2 separate regions of the Homo sapiens genome follow, and region 1 is linked to region 2. The links are chromatin contacts, found by Hi-C or POLR2A ChIA-PET in ENCODE. All regions are on one chromosome and are shown on one strand. The core of a region is the stretch at or near the end of the contact, and the rest is flanking DNA. Distances in the headings are between cores, read along the strand shown. Region 1 has its middle 100 kb from the start of LINC01550. Region 2 overlaps LOC105370651 (a long non-coding RNA gene).

What was found. A loop is a pair of places that touch in the nucleus more often than their neighbours do. ChIA-PET counts read pairs that join two places held with the same protein, here RNA polymerase II (POLR2A). Pooled maps may share reads with other maps.
Region 1: a map of naive thymus-derived CD4-positive, alpha-beta T cell shows a loop between it and region 2 (1.8-fold over the local background). The contact joins two enhancer-like sites. A Hi-C loop is called at or near these places in 1 of 168 maps with a recorded cell type or tissue (naive thymus-derived CD4-positive, alpha-beta T cell) and 2 of 50 pooled maps. POLR2A ChIA-PET finds 5 or more read pairs at or near these places in 2 of 52 experiments (naive thymus-derived CD4-positive, alpha-beta T cell and naive thymus-derived CD8-positive, alpha-beta T cell).

Annotation. Positions count from the first base shown.
Region 1 is chr14:97,875,941-97,880,663 of GRCh38, forward strand. No RefSeq gene overlaps it. Among named protein-coding and RNA genes, the nearest start is that of LINC01550, 100 kb to the right of the region's middle. Within about 2 kb of position 2,452, at least 6 of the 41 ENCODE cell types and tissues checked have a DNase peak (open chromatin) inside an H3K27ac peak, as active enhancers do.
Region 2 is chr14:97,721,952-97,726,321 of GRCh38, forward strand. All of the region lies in intron 2 of LOC105370651 (a long non-coding RNA gene), which reads left to right. Among named protein-coding and RNA genes, the nearest start is that of LINC02291, 37 kb to the left of the region's middle. Within about 2 kb of position 2,091, at least 3 of the 41 ENCODE cell types and tissues checked have a DNase peak (open chromatin) inside an H3K27ac peak, as active enhancers do.

The sequences.
Region 1 (4,723 bases), core at 1,202-3,701, 150 kb after region 2:
TGTGATTTCCGACAACTCCTCCCTTCAGGTGCCTGACTCTTCTGCAACAGCCTAAGATAAGAGGAGAGGATGTGGAGAAACAGGAATGCTTTTACACTGTTGGTCAGAGTGTACATTAGTTCAACCATTGTGGAAGACAGTGTGGCGACTCCTCAAGCATCTACAACCAGAAATACCATTTGACCCAGCAATCCCATTACTGGGTATGTACCCAAAAGATTATAGATCATTCTACTATAAAAACTCATGCACACGTATGTTTATTGTGGCACTATTCACAATAGCAAAGACTTGGAACCAACCCAAATGCCCATTAATGATAGACCGGATAAAGAAAATGTGGCACATATACACCATGGAATACTATGTAGCCATTAAAAAAGGTGAGTTCATGTCCTCTGCAGGCACATGGATGAAGCTGAAAACCATCATTCTCAGCCAACTAATACAGGAACAGAAAATAAAACACAGCATGTTCTCACTCATAAGTGGGAGTTGAACAATGAGAACACATGGACACAGGGAGGGGAACATCACACACCAGAGCCTGTTGGGGGATTGAGGGTAGGAGAGGGATAGCATTAGGAGAAACACCTAATGTAGATGACGGGTTGATTGGTGCAGCAAACCACCAGGGCATGTGTATACCTATGTAACAAACCTGCACGTTCTGCACATGTACCCCAGAACTTAAAGTTTAATTTAAAAAAAATAGAGGTGGCCCCTTAATTTATTTGGTGTCTGAAGGGAATTTGGAGGGTTTCACCACATAGCTGCTGCCTTGATGGAGGCTCCCTCACACTTCTTTCTTCCCTCTGCCTGGTGCCATGGTTGGGAGCACCAAGAATGCCTGGGTGTAAATCACTGCCTTGCCAATAATGAGCTGGGTCATTTGGGGCAACTTAGTACATGTCTGTGTGCCTCAATTTTCTCTTCTGTAAAGTAGGAATAAGAAGGGTACTTAACTCATCAGGGTATCTGGAGATTAAATAAATTCCTATTTGCAAAGCACTGAACACAAATATGGTGATTGAATAACTAGGATTATTTACTTCCTTTTTAAGTCTCACTGCACCATCTACAAACATGAAGATAACAGTAACACTTTCCGTTTATTCTGTCAGTAGATGGTGAGATCCTCAAGAGAAAGGCACCACTTATCATTGGTGTCTTTTAAGGCTGTGTTTCGGATGCAGAGTTTCTTATCACCCCTTCTGACCATTCGCATAGCTGAATGACATAGAAACCGTGTCCTGTGTCCTGTCCTGTGTATCTGTTTCTAGTCCTCTCTACCCCAACCATTCTGTCACAGATGATGAAACCAACAGTGACCATCTGAACCTGGCTAACCCAACTAGTCTCCACTCTCCAGTGAACAGAGCAGATCTGGGTTTGGGAGGCCTGTGCCTATGCATTTGGGGGATCCTGTTTTTGAAAAAGAATATAAAGTGATATAGGTCATCAAATATATATTTAGAATGAGAAAATACATTTCAACAAATTGTAAATTCATAGAAGTCGGCAAATATACAGAATAGCAACTTAACTTTTATTACTTTTCTGCCTGAAACAGCTCAAAAATTCTTTACCCCTGTGTTTTTTTTTTTCTGTTTCTTTCTCTTCTTTTTCCCCCTCTGTTGCCCAGGCTGGAGTGCGATGGCATGATCTCTGCTCACTGCAACCTCCGCCTCCCAGGCTCAAGTGATTCTCCTGCCTCGACCTCCCGAGTAGCTGGGATTACAGGCGCCCACCACCATGCCCGGCTAATTTTTGTATTTTTGGTAGATATGGGGTTTCACCATGTTGGCCAGGCCAGTTTCAAACTCCTGACCTCATATGATCTGTCTGCCTCCACCTCCCAAAGTGCTGGGATTACAGGCATGAGCCACCACATCCTGCCTCCCCTGCATTTTTGACTGAATGTACATATAACTAATATTTTGATATATCATTAACTCCACAGAGAATAGAAAAATAATTCATGGGTGATTTATTTTTTTTTCTTAATTATACTTTGAAAAAAGTCCTTTTCAACTTCACTACACATTATTGGTAGCATCATATAGATTATTAAGATGTGGCCAAACATATAAACTATTGTCAAATCTCCTATATAGATGAGCTGTTTCAAATGCATTTGCTGATTATAATTCTACAAGAGGTTTATCCCTAACAATGAATTCCATTTTTTAAAGAGTTCTATGTGTTTATGCTTGAATATATAGTATGATCTAGTGTATTTCTGATGGAACATCCATTTCTACCGGACATTAGTGAGAACAATACTCTCTTACAATATTCCTCGCTTGATAAGTGGAAAAAATTTTCACAAATTAGCTTTTGTCTCTGTATAATTGAAAGCCTAGAACTCCTCCTTTACTCACTTGCTTCCAAGACCAGGCACTGAGGATGTATTCCTAACCCAACACAACCTCTAACCTCACTCTTGCTGTCACAGTGCCAGGTGAGCTAGTGCTGCAGGCAACAAAAGTACTTCCAGAAGCCAAGGCATTACTGCATTGGGAGAGCAATCAATATTTTGCTATCCACCCAAGGAACTATGAACACACAAACCCAAACTGCATATCTCTCCAACTCAACTTCTTATTTTCTGGGTCCCAAAAATGCCCTGACAACTCTAAAATCCTCTAGGACAAGGGCCAATGTGAAGGAGAGGAAATCACAGCAGAAAGAGAAGCTGTCTTTACCAATGTGGGTACAAGTATTTTACCAGGGTGATGTTCCAAATACATAGGAGGACCCTGGAACCCACTCATAGGGTTCTTCCTAGGGTTCTGGAAGGGTCTGTGCAAGTGAAGAGCTGGATCCTGAGCTTCCTTTGCGTCAGGGTAAATGTGCCTTTGTCAGGGACCTCAACGCTGTGTGAATTGGCCAGAAAGGGAGCTGAGTCAAGGAGGTCTCTTGCCAAGAGTTGTGAAACTGGAATTCTGAGTCTGTTGCCAAAAAGCTGTAGGGATCAGAGCTGAAAATCGTGTACACTGAGGACTGGGGGGTTCACTGGGGCATGTGTTTAACATAAAAGCAGAAAAGAAAAAAAGTTGATCAAGAAGGAGAGGGAGACAGGAAACAAACAAACCGTGGGCACGTTGCAAAGATGAAGGCCCCAGTCTTGAGGTCTCCAGAGAAGCACAGGAAATGTGTAGATTTCTCCAGAACTGCTTTAATGGCAACCTGTTCTGAAGCCTGTTTTGAGGCCTTTTCTGAGGCCTGTTTTGGGGCCTTTTCTGAATCTCCAGGAGATCACTCTACATCTTCAGATAAATTCCATGACTTGAGCCTCTTCTAGTCAGTGCTTCTGACCTTCCGCTGAAAAGTGTGCTAAGATATTTCTGTCTTTAGCTTTCGTACAGTTTCTTCTACCTCCATGGACTTTTTTTGCTTGGAAAAAAACAAATAGTAAACCATGGGGAAGGGGCCAAGGCCATTTCTGGGTTTGAACATTGGAGTTAACTGTGACGGCTTCAGGAATCTCTTTCAGTAGCTCTTAGCCATTGTTTGTCCCTTTTGCTGTCCTTTTCCTAGTCCTGGGTGGCTGAAATGATGCATGGAGTAGCTTTTGGATGAACGAGCACTTGTTCTTACATGAAGCAAGAGTGTGGATGATAGAATAAAATCTTAGGAAAAGCCGTAAGTTAATTTATGTCCACCCCAAGTCTAAGGTGGTTCCAAAAATAAATTCCTCCTTGGAAATCCACAAACACAGATAAAAATATCCAGAAAGAAAGGAAAATTCTTCCCTCTCAAATGTTATTTTCTCTGTCTTGTCTTCTTATTTCTTTCTCTTAATAAGCCTTTAGCATATGTTTCCAGTATATCAGGGACTGCTCTGGTTACTTTGGGAAAACACAAAAATGAATACGACAAGAAGTCTCATTTCAATTAGTCGGCAGACTAGTAATTACCTGATATCCTTTCAAAAGCACTGACTTAAAAGTTCACCATCATGATGACCTTCACAAAGATGTGTTCAAAAATTAACCCCACCGAAGGTAATCACAAAATCCCCCTTTTTTTGTTGGACAATACCATAATCTTATTTTGTTCTTTTCAGTGAAGGCATTTGAAAAACAGACATTTTTATAATCCTACAAAATGTTTCTCATAAATAAACATCCACATCAAAAATATATATTCCTCCCAAGACCATATATATTTCAACTTGAGTTTATTACATATCTGACAACCAATTAGGCACTTCCTAGTGCTGTTAGCTATCATCTCTGTGTCTTTGCCCTGCCTCCCGATTGGATCACAGTCTCTGAGGACAAGCATTATGTCTGCACAATTATAACATTCCATTCTTAGTCTTTCTATATGTCCTGTAAATGGTTTTGAATTAATTTTGCAGAGTTTGGATTGTAGGGCCACTCTCTTTATGGACTGAAGATTTTGTAATGACTTTTTTAGCACTATTTGCTTTTTCAATCTAATTTACAACCTGTATTTGATTCCTGCAAAATCTCTCTAAAGAAGATGGAAAGATGTTATTCTTATTATGACACATAAGAAAACTGAGACTTAGGAAAGTCCCAGAATTTACTAGCCACAAACAAGGATTGGCTAGTGGGAAATCTACCTGTCACCAGCTTCTTCCTCTTTCATCCAGATCATGGTGTCTCTTACAGACTCACTCCCCTATGTACAAATATCTCACAAGTGTATGAAAAATGCTCAGCATCACTGATCATCAGGGAAATGCAAA
Region 2 (4,370 bases), core at 841-3,340:
CATGTGGAGAATTGATTGAAAGAGGGCCACGGTGTGTGGGAGACTCACTGCGAGCACCTCACATTAATCCAGACATGATGGCAGCTTGAACTAGGATATTAGCTGAAGAAAGGGAGAAAAATAGATGACTTGAGTGATGTAGAGATATAAAGGCCATAGGAGCTGGTGATTGATTTCATATGAGCAGTGTGGCATCACAGGCATCTTCCAGGTTTATGGCTGGAGCTCTGGATGGACTGTGGTGCTGTTGAAGCCAGAACCAGACCACGTTTGTGGGAAAGACAATAAATCGAGCCAATTAGGATGGGGAGGGGTGTTCAATAGTGCAGAGACAAACCTTGATTGAGGAAAATATGAGAAGGCTACATTTAGGAGGCAGGATTTGAACCAGGCCTTCAATACATCCAGAAATCAGAGCCAGGCATAGTGGGGAAATTGCAGGGGAAGTGAGGTTCCCAACAGAGGGAGCACCCAGAGCCTTATGGGGGATCTTGGCATTTTTATTCCATTTTTGTTTTAAGTAAACTTTGCATTGAAGTTCAGCATACCTATAGAAAAGTGCACAATTTATAAAAATACAAATCTATAAAAATTTAAGAAAACATATCATCCAGTTTCTTTGGGAAGGGGTTCATTTTTTTCCCCTAATTTTCTATTTTAACTGCATCTAGTTTTCTGATTGAAAGTGACATTGAATTCCTGGAAGTAAGCTGGGAAGAAAAACTCATTCTATGAGTGAATACACTTGGCAAGAAGTAGTGGGGCTGTAATTGTGATAGTAACAGTGTTACTAGAAAACATCGGTGACTGCTATTGTTATGTGTTATGCTGACTATAATTTGTACTGCATTAGAGGAACGTAATCAGAGAAGACTTGGAGATATCAAGTCTTGGAGTATTACTGATAAATAAATAGAAGTAATTCTAGACTGTACAAGAAAGAGTTCAGTTTTAGAAATTTTAAGTTTCGAGTGTTTACTCAAAACTCATACAGAAGTGGAAATGTCTGGAAGAACAAAAGGACAGAAGAATGCATGGGTGAAAAATCAAAGGAGGGATCTTGGCTCCAGGAGACATGTGTGAGTTCTGCTGTGGGGCTACATTTAATCATGTCAGAGTTGAGGTTCTTGCTTTAGGAGCAGTTACTTAGAATGAGATGTCCGGGATTTGTCTTTTTCTTTTATTTTACCCAGAAAGAAATGGAAGTAACTAGAGTGTCTGTTATACTGTTGCAAATGCGGTTCTGGAGCAACAAAGATTGATCAAAGCTGGAAGCAGGGCTTTGGGTATTGTCTGTTTTCAGAGAGTAATTGAAGCCACAGGTCGGACAAAATGGTCTGGGGAATGGACAGGGAGCAAGGTGACCCCAGTGTGTTGGAGGGTGCCAGAGCTCAGGGCAGGAGTCCCAGCTGTGCATGGTGGTGGCAGCTGCCCCGCTTGCCAAGCCCAGGTGGATGAGGTGGGCAGTGGGTGGGGGGCACTCATGCACCATCCACAGAGAGGGTTAGAAGCTAGAGTACTTTGCAGATGTCAACAGTCGATTGCAGACAATTAGGAGGCTGCCTTTTTTCTCCTTCTCCCAGGACCCCTAAGACAAACTGTCTGAACCATAACAGTTGAGTCTGAGGATATCAAATAAGTAAGGCAAAGAGAGACCCCGTGGAATAATTGTGGTTAGTGGCTTGCGGGGCTGCGGATGGGCTGTGGGGGGCGGGTTGCTCAAGAGAAAGAAACTTGCTTTTAATCAATGTGCTAATCCAGGACATAAGGTCTCCTTTCTCTCCCTCCCTTGTTTCATTTCCCAGGGCTCAGTCCCCATTCCCACCCCCTGCTCCCTCCCCATACTGGTTGAATGGAAATTTGGTCCAGTTTTTTTTTTTTTTTAATATAGATACATTAAAAAACAGACACTGATCTTCAAAGAAGGCTGCAATTTCACTGGCGACGGAATGTTTATAGCCACAATTTGTTTGGTTCTGATAAAATGCACATGCCCCGTTATTCCATTTTATTTTGCATCCCAAGCCAGGCTTGCTTCTTACATTGGCCTGTGCCTCTCCTAGTCAGCAAGACAGAGGGAGACAGAGAGACGGAGAGAGACAGAGAGACCTTCCTCGAGCTGTGGCTACATCTGCCTGTGGGTGTCCTGGACTCCATGGGCCCAGAGGTCATTGAATGTGGCGGAAGGAGACACAGTCCAGGAGTGAGGATGACCAGCCAGAGGGAATTTCAGGCACTCCCAGAGATACGTTATGCCCCATCAAGAGAAACACCAGCCTTCCCAGGTCTCGCTGAAGCTAGAAAATAATGCCCCCAGTTCTTCTTGGGAGATGGTGCAAGGGAGGTGAAAGAGTCTTGAAACTAAAAAATGTGGACTTAAATCTTAGCTTAGTCACTTTCCTGCGGTATGATTTGAACACAATTTTCTCCGAATTGGCTTCCCCGTTTGAAAACCAACAGCGTCTGCCCTACAGAACTGGTGTGAGAGTAAACAGATTAGGACCAGGTCAGCAGGACGGAGCATGCCCAGAAGAGAGTAGAAAGTGCAGTTTTGCCAAGGAGAGGGAATTGAGAGGAGTATTCTAGCCGGGAGGGCGGTGGGCACCCCAGCACACAGGCATGAGGAAACAGCATTGCTTGGGGGAGAAGTCTGAAGTGACTGGGTGTTTAGTTCAGAGATAGAGCAACAGGAAATGAAGCTGGCAGAACAAGAGGTCAGGTTGTGAGCCACTCTGAGGAGTTTAAGTTTCCTTTTGCCGGCCGTGGGAGAGCTTTAGGATTCTAAGTAGAGAACGATGTATGTTTAGATTGTGCCCTGGAAAAAAAAATGACCATTTGCAGCAGGATGGATCCACTGCAATGGTGGGAAGAAGAAAAGAAGTTAGAAAGCATAAGGGCAGGTAATGCTTCTCAGTACTGTGCATGCATTACTGAATTCACTGCGGCAGCAAAGGACACTGCCTGCAATGGTCAAGAGTTAGGACTCTGGGTTCTGATCTCAGCTCTGTCATGGACCAACTGTGGAATCTGGAACAAGGCAGTTACACTCGCTGTGCCTCAGTGACCCTATTTATAAAATGTGGATGGCAATAATGTTTATTGCCAATATAGATACTGTGAGGATTACATGAACTATTATTTTTTTTTTTTGAGACGGAATCTTGCTCTGTTGTCCAGGCTGGAGTGCACTGGTGCGATCTTGACTCACTGCAACCCCGCCTCCTGGGTTCAAGCGATTCTCCTGCCTCAACCTCCTGAGTAGCTGGGATTACAGGCGCCCACCACGACGCCCAGCTAATTTTTGTATTTTTAGTAGAGACGAGGTTTCCCCATGTTGGCCAGGCTGGTCTTGAACCCCTGACCTGCCCACCTCGGCCTCCTGAAGTGCTGGGATTACAGGCGTAAGCCACTGCACCTGGCCGACATGAATTTTAAATACAAAAGAAAACCACTGCAAAACACTTAAAGAGTGTGCATGGCAAATACAATACATGCACTCAATAAATGCTGCATATTATTTCCAGCTAAAATGTCAGAGCACTATGTGCTCTAACTAAGCAGTTTATGTATGTCATTCCATTTAATCTTTACATTTTCCCTGGAAAACAATTGCTACTTCTATATCTTTTTCTTTGCCTGATGAAAATTAAAGTTCAGAGAAATTGAATTCTTGCCCAGCATGATTAGATGCTACCTGGAGGAGCTGGGAAATAAAGCCAGATTTCTTCCAAAACCCATGGGCTTCAACATTGCCCGTTGAAAGAGGAAGAACAGGAATGAAAATCTCCAGTTCTTCAATCTTGAGTTGCAGGCAGTATATAAAAAAGCCAGTGGAGATATTGCTGATGGAAAGGCTTAACTTTATGCTTTTGGTAAGTGTTCCCTCCAGCCCCACTGCTTTCCATCAGCGTGTGTGTGTGTGTATGCATGTGTGTGTGTGTGTTGTGTGTGTGTGTGTGTGTGTGTGATTGGTCAGGCTGACTCTAGCCAGTGCTAATAATTCTCTGAGGAACTCTAAATGACACATTGCTGTTGATCAGATCAATCAGTCAAAGGGCACATTCTACATTTTTACTTTCACTGAAGTTTTCCTTTTTTCTTTCTTCCTTCATCAATTGAAATCTGATGAAGACAAACTCTTCTTAAAATCTGATAGGCTTTATTTAAGAAGATTTGTATGATTTTATTTGAAAAGTTAATTTTTAACTATAATTCAAAATTTCTCTGTAGGTAAAACCCTGGCACAAATTTTCAGTTCCCAGTGACAGAAAACAAAAGAATAATGAAATGCTGGGGTTGGAAGAGCCTCCAGCCCAACTCCCCACCTGGCCTGCAACCCTGCCACATTCCCTGGGTCATCTCACTCTGTC